Linked DNA regions of Homo sapiens: regions 2 and 3 are each linked to region 1. Evidence: chromatin loops called from intact Hi-C (ENCODE). Cell type or tissue: Calu3. All regions are shown on one strand. Region 1 has its middle 47 kb from the start of PPP2R2B-IT1. Region 2 overlaps PPP2R2B (protein phosphatase 2 regulatory subunit Bbeta). Region 3 overlaps STK32A (serine/threonine kinase 32A).

Evidence for each region. Hi-C counts contacts between places; a loop is a spot of excess contacts. Peaks named below come from ENCODE experiments on the same cell type or tissue, not always from the same donor. Only the 100,000 strongest peaks of a DNase experiment are listed, where the experiment ranks them.
Region 2: it touches region 1 in a loop (11-fold over the local background); 54 of 110 quality-filtered maps call a loop at or near these places.
Region 3: it touches region 1 in a loop (2.5-fold over the local background); 8 of 110 quality-filtered maps call a loop at or near these places.

The regions. Positions count from the first base shown.
Region 1 is chr5:146,962,799-146,970,798 of GRCh38, forward strand. It overlaps a transcript of PPP2R2B not described here. Among named protein-coding and RNA genes, the nearest start is that of PPP2R2B-IT1, 47 kb to the left of the region's middle. In Calu3, a CTCF peak has its summit at 3,451 (motif pointing left); a DNase peak (open chromatin) is centred at 3,443.
Region 2 is chr5:146,657,611-146,665,610 of GRCh38, forward strand. All of the region lies in intron 5 of PPP2R2B (protein phosphatase 2 regulatory subunit Bbeta), which reads right to left. Among named protein-coding and RNA genes, the nearest start is that of PPP2R2B-AS2, 98 kb to the left of the region's middle. In Calu3, a CTCF peak has its summit at 4,845; a DNase peak (open chromatin) is centred at 4,731.
Region 3 is chr5:147,365,409-147,373,408 of GRCh38, forward strand. It overlaps STK32A (serine/threonine kinase 32A), which reads left to right. Exons shown (of 13, transcript NM_001112724.2): 9 at 5,246-5,362; 10 at 7,761-7,886. Among named protein-coding and RNA genes, the nearest start is that of STK32A, 130 kb to the left of the region's middle. In Calu3, a CTCF peak has its summit at 4,541; no DNase peak of the experiment used is centred here.

The DNA.
Region 1 (8,000 bases):
CTAGATAGTGGCAGAGCTGGGACTCTAACTCAGGTCTCAATGACTTCAAACTCATTTTTATGAGATTATGTGTCTCATAAGTCACCATGCCTGCTACCTCTTGTTTTACAGGTGAATGAACAAAGGCCCAGTGGACTGAGCAACTGGCTAAGGCACTCAGACTTTCTTAGTGGAGCTGAATAGAGAACACAGGCCCCTTTACTGTGCTGACTCATCTTTGAGATGATGATGCAATTCAACAAGAAAAGATTCAATGTGTACAAATTGGATTGGGGCAATTATTCAAGAACAAATTGTATAAAGTGAGCTACACCTCAAGCTCTTTGCTTTGCTTCCCATTTAGGGGCATTTCCTATGAGTCCTTATACAACTCTCTGTGGTGGTTATAACCTGGTATCAAATCAAATCAAAATCAGAATCAGTGCAGACAATCATTGCATGAGATTTGCTGTCTTCATGGAGGTTTTGTGTAGTGAAACATTGGGCTGACATCGCCTAGGGAATTTCATGTGAAAATTCCTCCCAAACATTTTTATTCTCAGAGTTCCTCTTCTTAGCACCACCACGGAGTAGGGATCTGGAGGGTGAAGTGAGGTTTTTTCTCTCTTTCCCCTTCTCCTGTCTTGCTCTCTGCCTCACCACTCACTGGCTCCTACCTGAACTTCCAGGTTAGTCCTCCACTCACACTTGGAATTTCTTATCCTTTTGCCCTGCAGAACACTTAATTGAACATATTGTGTTAGTTGAGCATTTCTTTGGGGTCCCAAGTTTTTCCCCAAGGGGTTTATCAGCAATTATTCTGAACATATACGGCACCTTCAATTTCCTGTCTTCATTTTTTTTCCCATAGATAATGTTATTATCCCAATTTTTACTAATGTTATTATCCCCATTTTAAGAAGTCTGAAGGTCAATTAGAGTAACTTGCCAAAAGTCACACTGCTAACACCTTGCACAGCCTAAATTCAAATCCATATTGGTCTGACTTCTAAAATTCTGGCTTTGTTTAATGACATTAACTCCCTAACTCATTGTATTAAACTCTTACTATCTGTGCTAATTTCTCAAATATTGTATAAAAGGAGTTGTCCTCTAAAAAGAACAATTGTAACAGCTTGACCTTTCAGGTCTCATTCAGAAGGTTCTTACAAAGACAGCTCTCTATTATGAATAATTTACCCTTCTCAAGGCTGAATTTCCTCTGATGATACTTGACCTTCTCCAGGCATGTAGGCCATCCAAATGTAGCCCTTAAGTCAGCTGGACACTGGGGTTCAAAGATAGTTTTGCCTTGTCCATTGCTCAGTGAAGCCATTCCTAAGTATGCTCCCCAAAACATTTATCCTATTATCCTCTTAAACATGAGATTCCACGGCTAAATACGTCAGAAAACTGAGAAAACAAAAATTAAGTTGGTGTTTCCCAGTTGCATTCCATTAAACACTGTTGTGTGAGCTGTTCATAGATCTGACAGTCAAAGAAAAAAATGAAAAAACAGTTTGAGGTTAAACAATTTTGGCAAAATATAAATACTCTAATTCCCTTTTGGGAGATTTATGATAAACATTAGCATATTAACGCTTCTGGCATGTCCTGCTAAATAGTTTGACTTGGTGCTTCGCAGATTTTTTAACCTTAGGATATTTTTTTTATCTTGCAGGACCAGCCCGCAACAGCCCACTCTAGAAAAGCTTCTGGTTTAAGTTCTCAGCTCCTGTATTTATTTTTATTTTTATTTTTATTTTTATACGGAGTCTTGCTCTGTCACCCAGACTGGAGTGCAGTGGCATGATCTTGGCTCACTGCAAGCTTTGCCTCCCAGGTTCATGCCATTTTCCTGCCTCAGCTTCCCGAGTAGCTGGGACTACAGGCTCCCGCCACCACGCCAGGCTAAGTTTTTGTATTTTTAGTAGAGACAGGGTTTCACCGTGTTAGCCAGGATGGTCTCGATTTCCTGACCTCGTGATCCACCTGCCTCCGCCTCCCAAAGTGCTGGGATTACAGGTGTGAGCCACCGCACCTGACCGGCATCTCCTATATTTTTAAGGGAGTTGACAAAGGGTCCTCTTTTGGGAATCTGGGCCTGGTCCTGCCATCTATTATTTGGGTGACTGTGAACAAGTCACTCCTCTCTGGGGCTCAGTTTTCCCATCTGTAAAATGAAGATAATATACCATTTGTCTCTAACTTTCCTTCCAATTCTAGCATACCATCACCTAAACATATGGAATTGATGGGGCTACACACCAGAACATCATGACAAACTGTGTGTTTATATTTTCTTAATCTCATCCTCTTAATTGAGGCCCAGAGAGGAATAACTTACTCACAGTCACTCAGTTAGTTTGATGGCAGAATCAGGCTTAGATTCCCAAAAGAAAATCATCCACCAACTCCCTTCAAAATATATAAGATGAAAATTTAAGCCATATGTTTGTTTCCTCCAGAAATAAAATAATAATATTTTTCAAGCTATAGAATTCTTATACATACACATAATTTGTCCCTATCTGCCAGTACATCATAGAAGGTATTCCCCAGAATCACACTATCATTTACTTGTTCAGAACGTTGAGGTTTTCTCTGATTAGCCAGTTTTCAGGATAATGGGAAAGTGCAGAGAGTGGTTCAGGTGAACTGCAGTGGGACCTCAGGCAAGCAACTTTCCCTCTCTGTGACTTGTTTTTTTAATCCGTGAAAAAGAAAATAATGACAGTGTGCCCTCCATTCCTCTAAGATACCTTGTCAGAACTGTCAGTCATAGTCAGAAAACTCTGCTGCTATATGCCTGCCCTGTCCTGAGGTATCAGCAGAAGTGTCGCTGGCCCCGCTTGCTTTGCGTCAGCTTCCAGGTGAGTGCTGCATAAATCCTCCATTTGGTAGTATGAATGCTAGTATTATAAGTACAAATATAATGCCCTAATATCAGAGATAATTTACTTTGCACTAATGCACTTATCTTGATAATAATTCTTCTTAAAATCCATAGCAGGAAAGCATGATGGTTAATAGCTAGGCTCTGACATCCGATACCAGGTTTGAACCCAGCACTGTTACTTACCAGCTGTGCATCCAGGCAAAGTGTTACTCGCTGATCCTCAGATCCTTCATCTATAAAGTGGGAATCGTACGACTCACTGCAAAGCTGGTACAGCAATGCAATGCAATAATGTTTGTAAAGCTCTTTGTACATTCCCCAGGCATACAATATGTGGTCGGTTATGGCAATTAAAAACATTATCTATTTCAGACATAAAATGCAAGGAGATTGAGAAGAAAATTGTCACCATACCAAAGCCAGGAATTGGAATCCTGTACACCCATTAGAAAGGAAAACCGTAGTTGGTGTTCTTAGCTAATGGTCCTTTGGCTGCCTGCGATATTAGTGTTGGCCAGAGGCTCGTTAATGTTGTCATTGTTTATTATTGAACACTGCCACCTAGTGGATGAATTGGTCACATGCAGGTAAGGAAATCACGGAGGTTATGTCAGGTCACCTGGTCACACATGGAAGAGGCTGTTGTGTCCATCTTGTCCACACTGATTTCAGCTTGTTGACTTGCAGCCATGCCCAGGGAGATACTGGGGTGTTCCTGCTTATGTAGACTCCCCTCTATCTTCGCGCAGTTGTCAAACTGACACAAAGACCTGAGAACTGTATTCTTACACTGCGGCTATGTGAGCAGAGCCAAAGATCGGCCTCCTCTGACATGACCTAAGGCCCCTCCCTCAACACTCTAATCCATCATACCATTTTATTTTATGCAAAAGCATATCGTTGTCTGAAAACATTACTTTCTTTCTGTTTCCCATCCCCTTCTCTTGCCCCTAACTAGAACGGAAGGCAGCCAAGTGTGGGGCCATGTGAGCCTTATTCCTTTACGTATCCCTCGTACCTAACACTGGGCCTGGCACAGCGTAGGAGCACAAAAATATGTGTAGCCTATAGCATAAAAAATCAATGACAATGCCAATAATCACTGCTGTTATTGTTTATGGTTCCTACTTTTTGCCGGGCACAGAGCTAAGGTCTGTACATAGATCACCTCATTTAATCTCTATAATCAGCCTGCTTAGTGGGGGTAATGTCACCACCCACATAGGATCAGTAATTTCTAGGGCTTAGAATTGATCTTTCAATTTCAACAAGCATGGTTCCCCTTTGCTCAGTATTATAATGCCATACCTTATTTAATCCTCTCTTTTGAAATCCTTCTTATAGTTTCACCTATTTTACAGATTTGAAAGCTGAGTCTCATAGAAGTGAAGCAATTTGCTGAAAGTCACTCAGTTCAGGTTTAAAACCCAGGTCTTGTCTAATTCCAAAGGCCCTGCTGTTTTCACTGCAACATACTGCCCTCTATTAGATACATGGATAAAAAAGGGCTTTCTTAATTCGGTCCTGGAAACCCAGGCCTGAGTTTTGGTTAAGCCTTTGTAAGAAGCCTTTCTCCCAAGCTAAATCTCATATTGGTTTTTCTTGTAGCCAGGTCTTTATTGGTTTCTAGATGTCTCCTCCACGTTCACTTCAAAGACAAAAATTAGCTACAATTTATTGAAGATTTTATTATGTGCCAGGCAGGGTTCAAATGATCTCATTTAATCCTTATAACAGCCCTGTAAAATAGGTTCCATTGATATTATTCCTATTTTATAAATGAGGACACTGAGGGACAGAGAAGTTAAGTAATTTCCCCATGGTTACCTGGATTCTAAACCAGAGCGCTGGTTTGAACCTAGGCAGGCAGTTTCCTTCCAGGATACACTCCTAAGCACCAGTGGCCATCCTAGGGGACTATATCCAGGACATTTCCTTTGCTGACATCAGGTAAGGGAAGGCCCTCAGAAAACCTCAGGGGCAGCCCCACTCAGTAAAGCACTTCCCAGAATGTTTAAGCTCAGAAACTGTGCTGAAGTCAGAATACATAGAGATGCCAGGCATCCTGCAGCTAGCCCTCCTCCCTCCCGGTTTGCAGTCCCAGCCTACGGTTACTCTTCAATTAGTTTCCATCTGTGGCAGCAGCAATTCCCTAGGGGTACATGGGCCAAAAAGAGAGACCGACTCAGCCAAGAACCAGAAATATCCTCACTGCAGCAAACAAGCTAGTGATGGAAAAGAGGAAAATTTTCCCTTCAAGGTCTGGACATTTCTCAAAGACAGCCCACTCAGCTTATATAAGCCGCATGCACCACTAAAGGAACACAACCAAGGCCCCATGAATCTAGAACAATCTTGCCAATTACGTGTTAATTGAAAGTTATGTAGAGGCCATCCACATGCCCTTGGGGAAACTTGACACTGTACTTATTGAATTGTCTGTTCTGGATCACTGACCTGGGCAAAGGGGCTCAGGCAACACTCAAAGGACAGTGGCAAAGTCATTCCACATTCCATGGGTATCAGTTCAGAGTTTCCACCCTTTTTTGAACCTTTCCTCCAAATAAATAGGCAGTGATGGTGTTTAGGGACATTCTGGGCTTCCTTGTATTCATTAGTTCATGTTTTCATATATTTATGTACTTGTAAATTGACAAATCTTGTCTTGAATATACATTTGCTAAGTATCACCTCTGTTTCAGGTTAATGCCAGGTGCTGGGAACATCAAAGTGGGTTAGATACAGTGGGGTGCTGGTAAGTGATGGCCAACTGGCTTGCTATGTGTCGGGCTAACATGAATGCTGGTTGCATTTTCCTTTACATTAATGAATAAGACAAGATTGAAACTACGAAGATCTATGTCAGTGTCGTCTGTTAATGACCTGAGCTACTTCTTTGCTGAATTGAAGTGTCAATAATAGAAGAGTTCTTTAATTTTTTGTGTTGTTCACAGATACTATGACACGCTTTAAAGTTTAATCTGCATTATTGACATTTCTCCATCAGTTTCTTGAGTCTAGACAATTAACTAACAATAAATCAAGCCTTGGTTTATAGCATTTGCCAATCTTCATGTGCAAATAAGACCATCGTGGCCAATTTCAAGCTACCAATATTTTGCCACTAAGCATGGAGTTGAGGAGAGACGTACAACATGAATGTATATCATCTCAAAAGTATAGATTATAGTACAATCTAGTAATTAGGAAGAAATGAGTCTTAAGCTTTTATTATTTTCATTTTGAATATACAATATTTACTTATATAATTTGATATTTTATAATGGCTATGCTTAACAACCAGTTCAAAACAATTCAGGACGTTTAACAAGTGGCGCCAGCCAGCGGGTATTTGTCAACTCCAGCCTACCACTGGTTAGACATAGGCTCCTACTTGAAGAAGTTCACAGTTGAGTTGGGGAAAAGCTCTCATAGTATGAACTGCTTTGTAAGAAGTAAGATCAAGATGCCATCGGAGCATTTGGAAGGCAGATCCAGTCAAGAGTTGGGCTTGGGGAAAGCTTTCTGAGACAAAAATATCTAATCTGAGACCTGAAGGAAAATAGATATTAACTATATGAAGGGTGGAAAGTGGGTTCCAGATGGAGGAAGGCCCTGTGCAAAGGACTGGAGTGAAACCAGATCACAGAAACTTTTGGAAATACACAGTATTTCATTATGGCTGGAATAAAGTGCTGAAGGTAAGGTGGTCACATCAGATAAAATTGGGGGGAGGAGAGTACAAAGCCAGGACATATAAACCATATCAAAAATAGTTTGTCTTAAAGATGGTGAGTACTTACTGACAGTTTATATAAGTGAGGGCACCCTGATTGGATTTCTTATCAGATCATTCCGCCTGTGGTATAGGAAAGAGAGAGGCTAGACAAGGCTATACCCAGGATGCCACAGCCATCCAGGAGCGAGATGCAGGTTGCCTGCCTGGTGGCAGTGGCCACAGGGATGGCAAAGAACAGAAGAATCAAGAGTCATTTAGGAGGTTGTGCCTGCTGGACAAAGTGATTGATTATTTGTGTGTTTTTTGGGGTGGAAGGAGTGCTGAGGGAAACAAAGTCAAGAATGATACTCAGATTTCTGACAAAAGCAACCAAGTAAATGAATGGAAGTGGAGATGGTGGTAGGGGAACAGGTAATTAACCTGAAGGATGATGAGTTCTCTTTTAGATGGATTACATTTATCGCAGTGAATGTCCAAGTGGAGATATCCACGAAGCAGTTGAATTTATGTCTGAAGCTCAGGGCACATATCTGGGCTGGAAAATGAATTTCGGAGTTTTGAATACATAGATGCTAACCAAAGCCACGTGTATGGATGTAATCATCCAGGATGCATCAGAATCACTAAAGTTTCTGGGCCATTTACTCCACCAGCACCATCCACCCTCTTTACATCCTCCCACTGTTTTACTCATTACTGACACCCTATAATGTAGGTATACTTATTATTCCCATTTTGCAGATGAGGAAACTGAGGCATAGAGAGAACAACTATTTCCTCAAGGCTGCACAGTAAGTGGCAGTGCCCAGATTTGAAACCAGTGAGTCTGGCACCAGAACCTACACCCTGAACTATAATGTTGGTCTGCTTCTGTGTCAAAATACAGACTAAGAAGGGAAGACCAGCCGGGTGCGGTGGTTCATGCCTGTAATCCCAGCATTTTGGGAGGCCGAGGCGGGCGGATCATTTGAGGTCAAGAGTTCGAGAATAGCCAGGTCACCATGGCAAAACCCCATCTCTACTAAAAAAAATTAGCCATGCGTGGTGGCGGGCTTCTGTAATCCCAGCTACTTGGGAGACTGAGGCATGGGAATTGCTTAAACCTGGGAGGCTGGAGGTTAACAGTTAGCCAAGATCATGTCACTGCACTCCAGTCTAGGGGACAGAGGAGACTCAGTCTCAAAAAACAAAAAAAAGAAGAAGAAGAAGGGAAGACCAGAAGGTTAGACCCCTCAGAAATGAATATTTAAGTCACAGGAAGAGGAATTTACAAAGGAGATGGTAAAGGGAGGTGTGGTGGTGAGGAACTTGCGGCTCATAAGAAGGTCACCTTCTTAAAAACTCCCTCACCACAAATTAGGTAATTGAGGAGTTGCCCCGTAA
Region 2 (8,000 bases), 310 kb before region 1:
GATATAGAAAATGTACCTTAACTTATCCTGAATCTTACTAAGGTGTACTATGCAATTCATAAACACTTCTGAGAGGGACATTTGCATGATACTTTTAATCAAGGCCCCATAGACGACCCCATCCCCAGCTCATTATGATACGTACAACATAATCAACATTATGGGGTCTTTTGAAAAAATTGCTGTCAATTTAAATCCACACTTGCTCCATATCTCCTTGTTAGTGTTCAACAGATGCTCCCCATTCCCCTCTCCAAATAATTGAGATTACATTTAGACTGACAGTATATATCAAGGTCATGGGGTTTGGTGGGTTCTGTATCATCAATTAGGAAGTGCACATAGGAAGGTTATAACCACACACTGGCCCCAGATAAGGCCTTCAACAAACATTTATTGAGCATCTACTACATGCTGAGAAGTTGCCACACAGAGTATCCTTGAGAAGCTTAGAGGAGGTAGGCAATATGTAACCCCCTCCTTCTTCTTACTCAAACCACCCCTTTTGGGAAGGCTGCTTGACCTAGAAAAGACAAAGATGAGAGCGGAAGTCCTGGGTGTCCACCTCATCCTAGGTATACGGAAACCCTGACCCTGGTGCTCTGGGACCACAGGTTTGAGGCCCAGTGGAGAATCTGAGGGTGAATATGTTATCCCATCTTGAGGCACTAGACGGTAAATCTCTCAGAGGGGCTTGGAAATTCCAGATTCCGGCCTCGCTTCAAATTTATCACCTTGCCTTTTCACTGGGCTTCCTTCAAGAAACAGCCTTCATGACTTTTTAGTAACAACTGGGACCCAGACTTCATTTTCAAGGAAGAGGGAGTAAGTTGTCATAAAAATGGGAGAGCATTGGGTCCTCCTATAAATATCCTAATTCCAAAGAATACAGCTCAGTGGTACAGAGCAGCCGTCTTCAATGAGAATACCATTCCCCTAGGAACAGCAGTGGTGGATGACTTCCTAAGAACTATGTGAAAAAGTTTTAAGGAAATTCATTTCTTCGTTCCTAACTTCCATGTTCTCCTTCCTAAAATCAGATCTTCTCAGGAGTACCCACAGCCTAGGTTCTCCTTCTTCCTTTTTCAAAAGAAAGATATAGAAGATGTACTTTAACTTATCCTGAATCTTACCAAGGTGTACTATGCAATTCATAAACATTCCTGAGAGGGACATTTGCATGATACTTTTAATCAAGGCCGCATAGACGCCCCCATCCCCAGATCATTATGAGATGCATTTCTAATAAAATGTTACTTTTTATATTTATTCATCATTTGTCAGAATTATATGTTTATGCTGTTTTGATGTATTGTGTTCTATTAATAGTCAAAGCAACAACTAAACCCAGAAGATAATTTTAAAGTCTTACAGTCATATATTCATAAAAGAAAAAGTCTATTTACATCTATATTTGTCATAGAAATGATCAAAAACCTTTTAACATGATTTAGGGGAAATGCAATAAAAATAGATGTTTGAAGAAGAAAAAATAATAATATGAAGCTTTTGACTTAAAAAAAATTTGTTCACATATTCTTTTAGTGGGTATTGGTGAGTATCCAGTAATGAGGTATTTAAATCCCACTGGATGCAACCAAAAGATGATATAAAAGCTTTATTTTAAACTGCCAATGTTTAAAATACTTTGAAATCACATTTTCTGCAATTATTTAACATTACAATGGAAATGCTTAGTTACCTACTTTAAAAAGCTCAGGAAAGTACATAGCTATTCAAAATTCTTCTGGAGGTACACAAGCACACAATTTGAATGGTATAAGAGGGTTTTTAGAGTTATGTGGACTTGGGCTTGGATCCTGGCTGTGCTAATTACCAACCATGTGGCCTTGGGTTTGCTGCTTAGTCTTTCTTGATATCAGTATTCCCCTCCTTAACGTTGGGGATATGTAACATTTTCAGTAGCACTGTTAGGAGAACTTAGCATGACGATTGACACATACCATCTAACGAAGAAACATTTATGGAGACATGATTTGTGCCAGGATTGTGCTAATCATTTATGCACATCATGTTATTGAATCTTCACAATGGCCTTATGAAGTAGGTACTAAGATCATTGTCATTTTATGGATGTAACTCCTGAAGCAACACAGGTCATGAAGTTTGCCCAAGGTCATATTGTTGCCAAGGGGTAGAATTGTCCCTGGATGTCAGCTGTCTGGCTCCAGCCCCTATGGTAGCTATTATTAGCATTCTTACCATTAACTTCCAATTGTAGAAAAATGGTCCATTCTGAAAGATTGCTTGGGGAAGATTTTCTGACTTTTCTATATTGACTATGAGGTTTTAGCATCTCTTCCATCCACCAAGGGAATTCAGTCATGATTATATAATGTTAAGGTTGCTTAGGAAAAGTAGCCAGGGGAATGATTGGTCATTGGATAGAGATTAACTTTATTGAGAATTTAAAAAGCTGAAAGCTCTCCTGGTTAGGAGTTTTGCAAATAGCTCCGTCCTCATTGTCATGAAAATCTTGAACAATATGGACGCTCATCCAATTATCAAAGCAACCTGGGGGGCAGAGTCTGGCATTGTGTGTACCCATTATTGAAGGGTAATTCAGTGTAACAAACCAAATAGAGTATGTACAATGACTGTCAAATAAAATAAACCACTAACAAATTAAATTACTTTTCATTTTCAGTAGGAAGAATGCCAGTCATTTTTCATTTTAAAAAATATGCATCTTAATTCCATTTTTTAAAAACGTGAAAAGAAGCATTTAAAGGCCTCTTGTGCTATCTATACTGATGTTTATTTTCTATAGATATATTTCTCCTGGTCCTGGGGCATTTTCCCTCAAAGAATTAGTGGAGCGTTAAACCTCACTTTGGTCAAAAAACCTGTTTCTTCCATGGATCAATGGTGGATGGTGTTCAGAAAGCAGGAGTGATAGGCTGGCTCTGGCTTACAGCGACATATCAGAGCTGTTGTTTCCAGAATGAAACTGCCACTCACCAGCACCCCGCCAAAACCCCCTGGGAATCCTATCCAAATAATATAATTTTGAGATTTCCCTGCTCACACCCTTCAACAGCCTCAATATGTCCCTAATTTCTTCTTTTACTGGCTTTGTCATACAGATTGAAATAAGCCTGAGAAGAAAAACCTCTTTGAACCAAGTCAGGCTTTGTGTTTCAGGTCATTAAATATCTTAGAATTATATTCTTTCATTTGACAAACATTTATTAAGTGCCAATCACTGTATTAGGTAGTATGTGTACACAGTGAACAAAAGAGATTAAGGGGTAGAATTTAAAGTCTAACAGGGAAGAAAGACATTAATGTCTCTAAGTAAATACATTGTTATAAACTGTCACTGATGCTACAAAGAGATGTATATTGTTTCATGAGAGAAAGAAATAGGGGCTCTAACTTAGACTGAGGAATCAGATAAGTTGTTTTTAAAGAAATGACAATTCATCCCACGAAAGCAGGGCCATAAGCATTCAATCCTCTAAATCAGTGTTTCTCAATTAGGAGCGATTTTGCCACTGGGCAGTGTCTGGAGGTATTTTTGGTTGCCACAATAGAGGGGATGTTACTGGCATCCGTGTGCAGGAGCTAGGGAGGTAGCTAAACTCATTTTGATGAACAAGGTAGCTCCTCCTGAAACAAAAAATTATCTAGCTTAAAATGTCAACAGTTCCAAGGCTGAAAAACCCAAGTCTTAAGGACACTCTCCTGGAACACAGTCCAAATCTAGGGTGCATAGAAGAAACCAAGTACTAACTTCTACAATAGACCAGCAATAAGTTTCAGTTCATGAAGACGTTTTGGATTAAAAGGTACTTCATATACAAAGATATATACATATATACATAAATATATAAAATATCTATGTTTAATATCTATATTTCAAAGACATATAAAATATATATTTGAAAGACTTATCCCCTATGGCCAGCTGTAAGAATAATAAATGCATAAAAGCTGCCTGGGGAATTAATGTATATATTTTAAATTCAGTGCATCAAAAATGGTTTGCATGGCAAAAAATTTCATGCTCTTTGTGTCATTGACTTCTTTTGGCCTGACTATAAAAAGGAGAGGAAAGATACCTTTTTCTCAGAAGATAAACTCGCTAATTACCAACTCATGCAGAAACCTGTAATTCTGCCAGTTTTATCTTATTTTTTCCCCAGACACTTACTTTTTATGCCAATATCACTATTTCTCAAAGTGTGTTTCCCTGTTCACTGCCTTTCCTGTTATTTCCTTTGATGTTTTACATTGTGTAATGCCACAAGAAAAAAAGAGACATCTTAAAATACCCCAGTAGAGGAAAATTTCAATTAACATTTATAGCTGGGGAGAGTGGGATTGGGAGAGGCGGTGGTTTAATTTTTGGTTAGTTTGGTTAGGATTAAGCACAAAAATTGTTTTTGCTGTTTTTTAACTGTTATTGATGAAGTATTACTTTTTCCTACTATTAGGATAAATATCACTGAATCTTTGATCACCGAGGATTGACCAAGCCTCCGAAGTATCACACTGCATTCTGTCATTTATTACCGTGGAATATACAGAACCAAGAAGATAAATACAAATTTGATATTAACTTCAAGAATCTTACAGCTGGAAGTTACCTGAGAAGTCATTTACATTAAAAAGGTCTGGATAAACACAAAGATGCATTTCTAAGAATTTAAAAAACATGGCCTTTCATAGATATCCATAGAATGTCAGTTCTGCCTCCCACCAACAGATGGCAGTAGTAATTACTAGCAACACTTTGATTTAGAAACAAATTGACTTAAGATTGACATTTCAGGGTTACATTGTCTGATTCCCAACCTTGGCTGCACATCAGAATCAAATAAGACCTCTTGTTAAAAACTGATGCCTGCCTCCCCGGGGTGCTCTTTTGCCCTTCTGCTTCTGCCATGGGGTGATGTTGCATGAAGACTCTCACAAGATGCTGGCACCTTGATATTGAACTTTCCAGCCTCTAATACTGTGAGAAATAAATTTCTTTTCTTTATAAATTACCCAGTCTGTGGTATTCTATTATACAAACACAAAATAGACTAAGACTATGGGTTTAAAATGATTTTTATAGTTCTATACTGATTGAAGGTTTATGTTAATTTTAAAAATTCTGATTATTTTTATAATCATAAAAAGAAAATCACTTATGGAAGATAAAAATGACAGGAAAAGGGTTACTATTTATGATATACAAAGAGTTCATGAAAATTAGTAAAAAGACAAACAGCTCAGTAAAAATATGGGCAAAAATAGGAATGAAAAATTCAGAAAAAGGGAAAAGAAAATGACCAAGACATAGATAGAAATATGCCCAACTCATTAGTAAAGAGATGTAAATTAAGATTTTTAAAATCTTTAATCTTATAAAAGATTAATCTGATGAATCTTTTAATTTTTAACCTTTATGCATAAAGAATTTACTCTATGCCAGTCACTGTTATAAGTCTTAAAACTATTAATTCATTTACACTCATAACAATTTTATGAGGTAGGTATTCATATCATCCTCTTTTTACAGATCAGCATATCTGAGACACAAAGCAGTAATGTGTCCTAGCTAAAAGTACACAACTAGTACTTGCTGGAGCTGAGACAGGTACTCAGTATTTCTAGCCAAGGGAGTCCTAACTCTAAACCACTATACTATGCTGCCTCTCAGTTGGAAGTATAAAAAGAAAAATATAACATTCTATCCTGGAGATGGAATAAACAACAAGCATTTACTCATGGAAGCATAAACTACAACAAGATTTTCAGAAGGTAATCTGGAAGTAGCTGTTAAAATAACATATACATCTTTTAACTTAGTAAACCTTACTTTAATGAAATCCATCCTATAAAAACATCCGTAAATAACAATATACAGGCATGTCCCAGAGATACTGCAAGTTCAGTTCCAGAACACCACAATAAAGTGAATATTGCAATAAAGTTGGACAAATTTTTTTGGTTTCCCAGTGTATATAAAGTTATGCTTATACTATACTGTAGTCTATTAAGTGTACAATAGCATTATGTTTAAAACAACAAGGTACATGCCTGAAGTAAAAAATACTTTTTGCTAAATAATACTAATGATCATCTGAGCCTTCTGTGAATCATAATCTTTTTGCGGGTAGATGGTCTTGACTCAATGTTGATGGATGCTGATTGATCAGGGTGGTAGTTGCTGAAGGTTGAGGTGGCTGTTGCAATTTATTTTATTTTATTATTTATTTATTTATTATTATTTTTTGAGATGGAATCTTGCTCTGTCATCCAGGATGGAGTATAGTGGCATGATCTTGACTCACTGCAACCTCTGCCTCCCGGGTTTAAGCAATTTTCTGCCTCAGCCTCCCGAGCAGCTGGGATTACAGGCACGTGCCACCACGCCTGGGTAATTTTTGTATTTTTAGTAGAGATGGGGTTTCACCATCTTGGCCAGGCTGGTCTTGAACTCCTGAACTTGTGATCCACCCACCTTGGACTCCCAAAGTGCTGGGATTACAGGCATGAGCCACCGCGCCTGGCTGGCTGTTGCAATTTTTAAAAGACAACAATGAAGTTTGCCATATCGATCGACTCTTCCTTTCATGAAAGATTTCTCTGTAGCATATTATGGTGTTTGACAGCACTTTATCCACAGAACTTCTTTCAAAATTAGAGACAATCCGCTCAAGCACTGTTGCTGCTTTATTAACTTTATTAACACAGCTTTATTAATATTGACGTGATATTCTAAATCCTTTGTTGTCATTTCAACAAGATTCACAGCATCTTCATCAGAGTAGATCCCACCTCAATAAACCACTCTTTGCTTATCCATAAGAAGCAATTCCTCATCTGTTAAAATTTTACCATGAGGCTGCAGCAATTAAGACCCATCTTCAGGCTCCATTTTTAGTTCTAGTTTTTTTTTTTTTCTATTTCCACCACAACTGCAGTGACTTCCTCCACTGAAGTCTTGAGCCCCTCAAAGTCATCTACGAGAGTTGGAATCAAGTGTTTCCAAACTCCTATTAATGTTGATATTTTGACCTCCTTCCTTAAATCATGAATGTTCTTAATGGCACCTAGAATGAATGGTGAGTGCGTCCCAGAAGATGTTCAATTTACTTTGTTCAGATCCATCAGAGGAACTATTTTTTGGTAGCGATAGCCTTTCAAAACGTATTTCTCAAATAATATTTCTCAAAAATGACTCCTTAATCTGTGGGCTGCAGAATGGATGTTGTTAGCAGGCCGGAAAACATTAATCTCCTTGTACTTCTCCATCAGAGCTCTTGGGTGACTAGGTGCATTGTCAATGAGCAGTAATATTTTGAAATAAATCTAGTTTTCTAGGCAGTAGGTCTCAACAGTGGGTTTAAAATATACAGTAAACCATGCTGTAAACAGATGTGCTCTATTCAGGCTTTGCTGTTCCATTTAGAGCACAGGCAGAATAGATTTAGTGTAATTCTTAAGGGCCCCAGGACTTTCAGAATGGTAAGTGAACATTAGCTTCAACTTAAAGTCACCAGCTGCATTAGCCCCTACTGAAAGGGTCAGCTTATCCTTTGAAGCTTTGAAGATAGCTATTGACTTCTCTCCAGCTATGAAAGTCCTAGATTGGATCTTCTTCCAACATAAGGCTCTCTTGTCTACACTGAAGCTCTGTTGTTTAGTGTAGCCACCGCCACCCATGATCTTAGCTAGATCTTCTGGATAGCTTTCTGCAGCTTCTACATCAGCACTTGCTGCTTCATGTTGTACTTTTATTTTATGGAGATGGCTTCTTACACCTCATGAACCAACCTTTGCTAGCTTCCAAATTTTTTATTCTGCAGCTTCCTCCCCTCTGTCAGCCTTCATAGAACAAAAGAGAGAGCCTTGCTCTAGGTTAGACTTCGGCTTAAGGAAATGTTGTGGCTGGTTTGATCTTCTATCCATACCACTCAAACCTTCTCTATGTCAGCAAGAAGGTTATTTTGCATTCTTATCATTTGTGTGCTCTCTGAAGT
Region 3 (8,000 bases), 400 kb after region 1:
AAATTGATGTGAAAGGACCACCCTTGTAAGCCAAATGTGTAAGTCCTACATAGGGATATTACCTGTTTTTATCTCCTGATGGGCTTTTTTTTTTCAAGTTTCTAAATAAATCCAGTGAACAAGTAGATACGCTACTCATGATTATATAGGAAAACAGAGAAGAGAAACATACACTTACTTAAAAGTAGAAACATATCTGCTCTTTCCCACTTCACCCTTAATTTTTTTCTCCCCAGCCAATTTACTCACCTTCTGTGGCTGTGCTTCTGTGTTAGACCCTTGCTAGCTGCTTCTGGGGTTCAGAGCAATTGTGCTCTGCCCTCATCTTTTATGACACACCTAGCAAAACAGAAGCAGAGGAGCGAGTTGAAACAGACAAACGACTATCTGTTATTCTTCAAACATGCCTAGGATTGTATTTAACTATCACCTATCTAAAAGAGGTATTCTCGCCTGCCTGGAAAGAATTTTGCTAAGAAAATTGTTTCTCTTCTTCCCATATTATTTTACCTCTATGCTAGTTCCCTGTGATTTGATATGTCAACTTTGACAAATTCATTTTTCTAAAGCACAGATATGACCTTTTTTGTTAAGAAAAAGAAACTACTGTTGCTCCCCAGTGCTACACACACACACACACACACATACACATACACACCCTTCACAAGCCTTATCTGCACCCCCGCCCACTCCCCACAACAAACTTCAGATGTCTTAGCTTGGCATTCTTCGGAATTAGGTCAACGTTTCAGATTTTGCTTCCATTTGTGTATTTCTGACCCTTCATGAACTCATTTTGGCCTCTTAGAACTTCTTCCTCTTCTCAAAGCATCTCTTGGGTTTTTTAACCTCTTGTTCCTTCGCCTATAAAGAGAGTTTCCAAGGCAAACCTTGGTCTTCTTTAAAAATCACTCTGCGTAAGATTTGAAATCACTAAATGAAGTTTTAATAAAGGATATATCTTCATTGCAGGGCTTTTCAAAATCTTTATAGCCAAGTATTTTGGTCATTTCTAAGAAAGGACACACTATTAAACTATTCCAGTTCGTGTTGGGGAGGTTTTTCTAGATCTCTTTATATTCAAATTCTATTCATACTTTATCACCTATGACAAAATAGCACTTTCTCTAAAGAAACATTCTCTGACCTCCCTATCTAAAGTGATCCGAATCTCTTCCAAACATTTATTTACTTTATGTATCCTGTGAATCTTTGGAATCTAAGCTTATTAGAAAATATAGAAAACCACGAAAATGAAAGCAAAAATCAGCTGTAGTCTCTAAGGCAAAGAACATTTCCAATTAAGAAATTAAACTCCCTTTGACTTTTAAACCCCATCTTAGCAGTTTGTTGCATTCACTTCCAACTTGTTTCTGTTCTCATAAGGATACTCTATCTTCAGATAGATAGATATAGATAGATGTGTTGTTTTAGCAAAAATAGAAGTATGTTTTACCTTGTTGAGCCTTTTTTTTTTTCATTTCATAAGATAAAATGTACAGCTTTCTAGATCAGAACACCTAAATCTATTTTCTTTTTAAGGATTAAATCTATAGGCATATCAATTTTTATTTTTTATCTCTTGTATATTATTAGGTTGTTAATTCATTAAAGGTAAAGTATGTATCTTATATAGGTTAGTATTATTCACAGTATTTAACTGTTTTTTTTTTCCTCAGGAGAGTCTTGCTCTGTCCCCCAGGCTGGAGTGCAATGGCCCAATCTCGGCTCACTGCAACCACCCCCTCCTCTGTCCAATCAACCCTCCCGCCTGAGCCTCCCAAGTAGCTGGGACTACAGGCATATGCCACCATGCCTGGAAATTTTTTGTATTTTTTGTAGAGTTGGGGTCTTACCATGTTGCCCAGGCTAGTCTTGAACTCCTGGGCTCAAGCAATCCACCTGCCTTGGCCCTGCAAAGTGGTGGGATTACAGGTGTGAGCCGCCGCACCTGGTCACAATATTTAACTTTAAATAGGTATATAATACATGGTTATTTTCACTCACATCCATGTGAAGAGACCACCAAACAGGCTTTGTGTGAGCAACAAGGCTATTTCACCTGGGTTTCAGGTGGGCTGAGTCCGAAAAGAGAATCAGCGAAGGGAGATAGGAGTGGGGCCGTTTTATAAGATTTGGGTAGGTAAAGGAAAAAGGGGGGTTGTTCTCTGGTGGGCAGGGGTGAGGATCACAAGGTGCTCAGCGGGGGACGTTTTGAGCCAGGATGAGCCAGGAGAAGGAATTTCACAAGGTAGTGTCATCAGTTAAGGCAGGAACCGGCCATTTTCACTTCTTTTGTGGTGGAATATCATCAGTTAAGGCAGGAACCAGCCATCTGGATGTGTATGTGCAGGTCACAGGGGATATGATGGCTTAGCTTGGGCTCAGAGGCCTGACAGTTATTGAATGAATGGAGAAACAAATCACTTAGACACCTTCTAGGAAAAAATGACCAACTATGCTACCTGCAATTACGTTTCAAAATGTAGCTTATCTGAAGAAAAGGAAGTAACATTTAATTACAAGCATCAATACAACTCAAGCACAGAGGAAGTGTGCTAAACAATTTCCTCCATACGTACAAATTTTTATTTACAGAAAAGTATATGTCTTAATGAGAAAATGTGCTCGAAAACATTCTCATCATTTCTGAGTTTGGTTTCAGTCTTAATGAATGTGTCCCTTAACTATTAATCTGCTTTGTCATCTCTCTAACTCCCTACTATCTCATTGCCATTGCAAAGGCAAAGGTCCACATCTTTTATAGTTTCATATTATCCAAAAGTGTTAACTTAGGATAGATGTGTACATAGTTTTGTACTCATTGTACATGCTTAGCTGCAATTCTTTTGCCTTTGCACTTCTGAAATACAACCATATTCACAACACATCATTTGTTCCCTTATAACATTTCACCTTTTCCACTTTGTTTATTCTCTATATGCTCACTGTTAGTTTAGATGCTGCCTTAGGCTTTTATGATATATACTGTGACTGCATACTGTAATTTTTCTCTATAGCATGTATCCCATTTATTTAAGTGTGTGTGTGTGTGTGTATACAGTCTATATAATAAATTTACATGCTTCCTTAAGTAGACTGTAGGCCCCACCAACATAGAAACCATATGTGTCTTGTTCTTCATTGTACCCTCAATGCCTAAGAAAGGTGCTGGAACATGGTAGGCATTCAATAAATAATTGGTAAATAAATAAATATACAATTCTGGTAGTTGATTAATTCAAATTAATTTTAAAATTTAGAACTGTAAAAGTAAATTAAAAAATAAGATAAAGACAATGTGATTATTTTTTAATAAACCAACAGGTCATGGAGATTTTAAAAATTAAATTCAGTCATATGGCCTTGTAAAGTAACTAGAGAAAAATGTACACACTTAAACCAGCTGCTTGTGGCATTCATCAGTTAATTCATTTGTTTATAAAATCATTTTATTTTCTAGGTGGCCCAGAAACAGTAGGTTGAGAAGCAGCAATGAATTAAAATCAAGAAGAAACACAGAAAAAAGTAAAAACACATGTGCATACACATATAAGCCTAGAAGCTTGAGTATACTAAGCCTAATCTGATTCTTAATGATAAACATGGTCTGAATCATATGGAGTAACCTAACCCTTTGGCTACTAAATTACCAATAAACATTGATAATGGTGATAAAGCATCTAGCACTCCTTTACTGATATTGAGTTAATGAGTTATTTCTACTATATAATTACCAAGACATATGATATAGCTATGGTCCTTTATTTAGTGTTGAGGGGGTAAATATGGCAGTTGTTTTTAGATCTTACTTAAAAAGCAAAAATGTTTGAATTAATCTCCCTTTCAAGGGCCACCTCCTGGCACTTCATGGTTCCATGAATAGCTGACATTGACTTGCCATGTGTAAAATTAAGCTTTTCTTCCCATCACTTTTCTTGAGGACTCATTTTGCTGTTCACTATTCATTCACATTTACATATGCCCATTTTTACCTTTGTGTCAATAATGATAAAAATCTCTCTCTTATATTGTGTCTAATACTATTAGCCACTCACTCTGTTGAGAAATTTACACATATTATCTCCTTTAATTTTTCCAGCAATCTCATGAGGTAGCTCATTTTACAGATGAAGTAACAAGCTCAGAAATTGAGTGGAGAAGTTTAGCACCAAATCCTTTTAACCTCAAACACATGATTATTTTATATTACCTCTTAACACTGATTTACTACAGGGAAAAACTTAAACCCTTTCATTTCCCCCAATTTAGGTCATCCATCAACAGTCATTTATTAAATATCTTAAAAGGGCCAGGCATGTGATCAATGTGTATATCCATATTAACTGTGCTGTGGCTAGTTAATCGAATATGGAAATTTTGTTCATTAAATAAACATGTATTGTGCACCTACTGAATGCTTGGTCTCATGAACAAGAATGATATAATCTCTGGCTGTGAGTATCTTACAGTTCACATAAGAGACATGAAATTTCAGTGTTGGTGAGTCCCCTACAAAATAATATAGATAAAGGCTGTCCTCTAGTGTAAAGCTGTGAAAACTACAGCTAATCCACAGTTTTCTTTTGTTTAATTTCTTTTCTTTTTAAATTACTTTTCTTCAAAATTAAAACTGTAGAAGAACCTGGTTCTTCCCCCAAAATTTTTTTTAAAAGCTTCTGCCTCATCACAAAATTCTCCACCCTGCCATACTCTGTGGAACCAGGGACTCATAGCATTTGTGGGACTGGAGTTGATGTTTTCTGAGCAGTTTTCTGTCCTGAGCTTCCTCATTATGTTGCAGTGAAAGGGATGGTATGGTAAAATTCTGGATTTACTTGCAATCAACCCTTACATAATAATTTTTTAGACTTCCATTTATTGAGGACTTGTCCAGTATTTCGTGTTAATACTTATATAATACCTTATAAAACAATTTCAAATCAGCATCTCAGAGGCTGATTCAGTCCACTTGAATGTTTTGTTTGGCTCAGTGGAGTGTTCAACTTTAAAATTTATGGTATTTTAGAAGCGACCATAAATTCCTAGTGTCTCTTTAAGAAAAAGTAGGGGGTCTGGCAACACAGGACCACCTACACATATGGCAACGCAAGAGTCAGCTGGACAGGGTTAGAAATTGATATAGATATTTTATCGGTTGAAAGTTTAGCTTGGAAACATTTGGAAATTTTTTTTTTCTTTTGTCCTATACAAATGAAGACTTTTACTTCTTTTCTCCCTTAAGAGACCGTATCATATTCGCTCCAGTACTTCCAGCAAGGAAATTGTACACACGTTTGAGACGACTGTTGTAACTTACCCTTCTGCCTGGTCACAGGAAATGGTGTCACTTCTTAAAAAGGTAAGAAGGAAGACTGCATGTCCAAACGAAGTAACAAAAGGAAGCAGGCTCTCTGGCTTAAGTTTAGAAGTTAGTATACAATATTGGGGACAGTCATGATAGTATACATTTGTAGAGTGTATTTTCTAGCTGTTAGCTTTCAAATACATGGCTTCATTAACTCAACTCAGATTCCCCTTGGATGTCCCAAAGCCATCTTAAACTCAAAGGACTTCTTTATCTTTGTCTTTCCTGAATATCTTCTCAGGAAATTCTCTCAGTGACTGGCTTCTCTATCCAAATCCACTTACGCCAGCCAGCAACCAGGACTCATTTGTCATCTGCGTATTCAATTCATCACCAGGTTCTGAAATTTTATATTTTAAGTATTAAAATATTTCACTTCTCTCTGTCCTCACTACTATTTCCCTGATCCAACTGCCATCAGTCTAGCCTTATAACGGGTTTGTCCACATACACTTTTACCACTCCATTCTATTCCCCATGCAGCCCCACAGTGGTCTGTTAAAGGACAGTCCAGGATATTTTCCTTATTCTTAGAATAAAGATTAAAATAATTTTGTGGTACAAAAGTTCAAAATACCTCTCAAGCCTTGTTTTGGACTTTTGGACTTTTGTCCCCCCTTTGACTACACATAAACTGCTTTGGCCTTTTTCTTCTTCTTTTCTTTCTTTTCTCCTTCTTCACTTTTACATACCAGTCTTCCTCTCACCACAGGACCTTTGCACATGCCAGTACCTATTCCTGGAACAGTGCCTCCAATCCTAGTTCCTCCAGTTCCTCCTTGAGAGCAGTACTACTCAATGTGGTTCACTGGTTCTAGTCCATGAATTTTTTCTGCAGGTCTATTGTAAGTAAAGAACTTGAGAGAAGCATTTAGAAACTTTTATAGCAATTGGACACTGCTGTAGCATCTAAACACATGATCAATGGACTTATCTTATTGAAGAGGGTCCAAGCTTGTTTGACGGTTGTTGAACTCAAGTCACAAGGTGTCTATGTGGGGTGCTGCATACTGGCAATGCATAATAAGACCACATACTGATTTCAGTGGATTGGAAATTGAAACAGACAAAAACAAACAAAAATAACTGACCCTTCTACATAGTTTGGGAAGCACAACTTTAGCTCTTAGCTCAAATATCACCTTCTTGGTGTAAGTTCACATAACACTATCTTTCCTTCATAGCATTTTTCAGTTTAAAATTATACCCAGCATTTGTGTGATCCTTGGTTACGTACCATTTTCTTCTTAGCTTCATGAGGGTAGGGACCATGTCTGACATGTGTTACCATTGTATTCTCAGCATCTAACACAAAGCCTGAGAAGTGAAATTTGACAAGTATTCAAATAAATGAGGTCCACAGCTTTCATCAGATTTTCAAGGTACCCATCTTCATCAAACAGATGAAGAACAGTTATAGCGGGAGGTCAAAAGTGTATATTGAGTGATGATACAAAACAAGAATGAGGGGCCCAAGAGGAATGGGCTTGGCCTTTTTTTTTTTTTTTTTTTTTTTTTTTTTTGAGGAGAAAATTGCACCAGTTGTGGCTGGTAATGGAAAATAGCTTTAGTGGCTAAGGAGTCATCATTTGTGTCTCTTGTTTTTGGAGTCAAGTTCCTTATTTTGGAATAGGGACATTGCATCAGTAATGTCAAAGACATAGAATGGGGGATCATTTTTCATAAGCAAATTCTGCTTAGTTCCAAGACAGCCCTGCTTCACTCCACAAATTACACCCTGAGGTTGCATGGTTGTCATCTTCAGAAGCATTCTCAAGTGGGACTGACAATGCCTATTTGAGCCACACAATTGCTGTGATGTTGGCTCAGGAATGGTTAAGGGGGCAAAAATCTTTTATCTCAATTAGTAAAATCTAGAACTATAACAGTTACTTTAGTTACACCTTATCTATGCCGCCCCCAATGTATTTTAATTAGTTGTAAAAACAGCTACAATTCTTAGTAGGAAATGAGTTCTACTTGTGAAATGTATCAACATTTGTCACCATAGGTTTTCTACTAGGTACTTTGTATAAATAGCCTCCCACTAATCCTGATTACAATCGTATGAAATACATTATTACCACTTTTTTTAAACACATGGGTAAACTAAGATTTAGAGAACAAATTTGCCCTTAGTAAGTAGAGGAGTCAAGAATCAAAGATATATTTGACTTAGTAGGACAAGCCATTTTTACTCATCACATTGCAGAATCCTACATACTGTTCATTCTAATAATGTATGATCTACATTGTTTATGGGATTAGGGATAGGGGACACTGTCTATTTTCCTTCAGTCCTACAGTTGAAAGCATTTAGAGGGAATTTGTATGATTTTTTTTTGTCCTTCTATCCTTTCTTATGGCCTTGATGTTTGCATTTTATTGGCAGCTACTCGAACCTAATCCAGACCAACGATTTTCTCAGTTATCTGATGTCCAGAACTTCCCGTATATGAATGATATAAACTGGGATGCAGTTTTTCAGAAGAGGCTCATTCCAGGTTTCATTCCTAATGTGAGTCAATCCTAACAAAGCCAAATAACTCCCATTCAGTGCGCATTACCCGGTGTGCCAGATTCACACATTGTCTCATTAGATAATCACACCAGTGTTGTTAAGAGAGCCCCA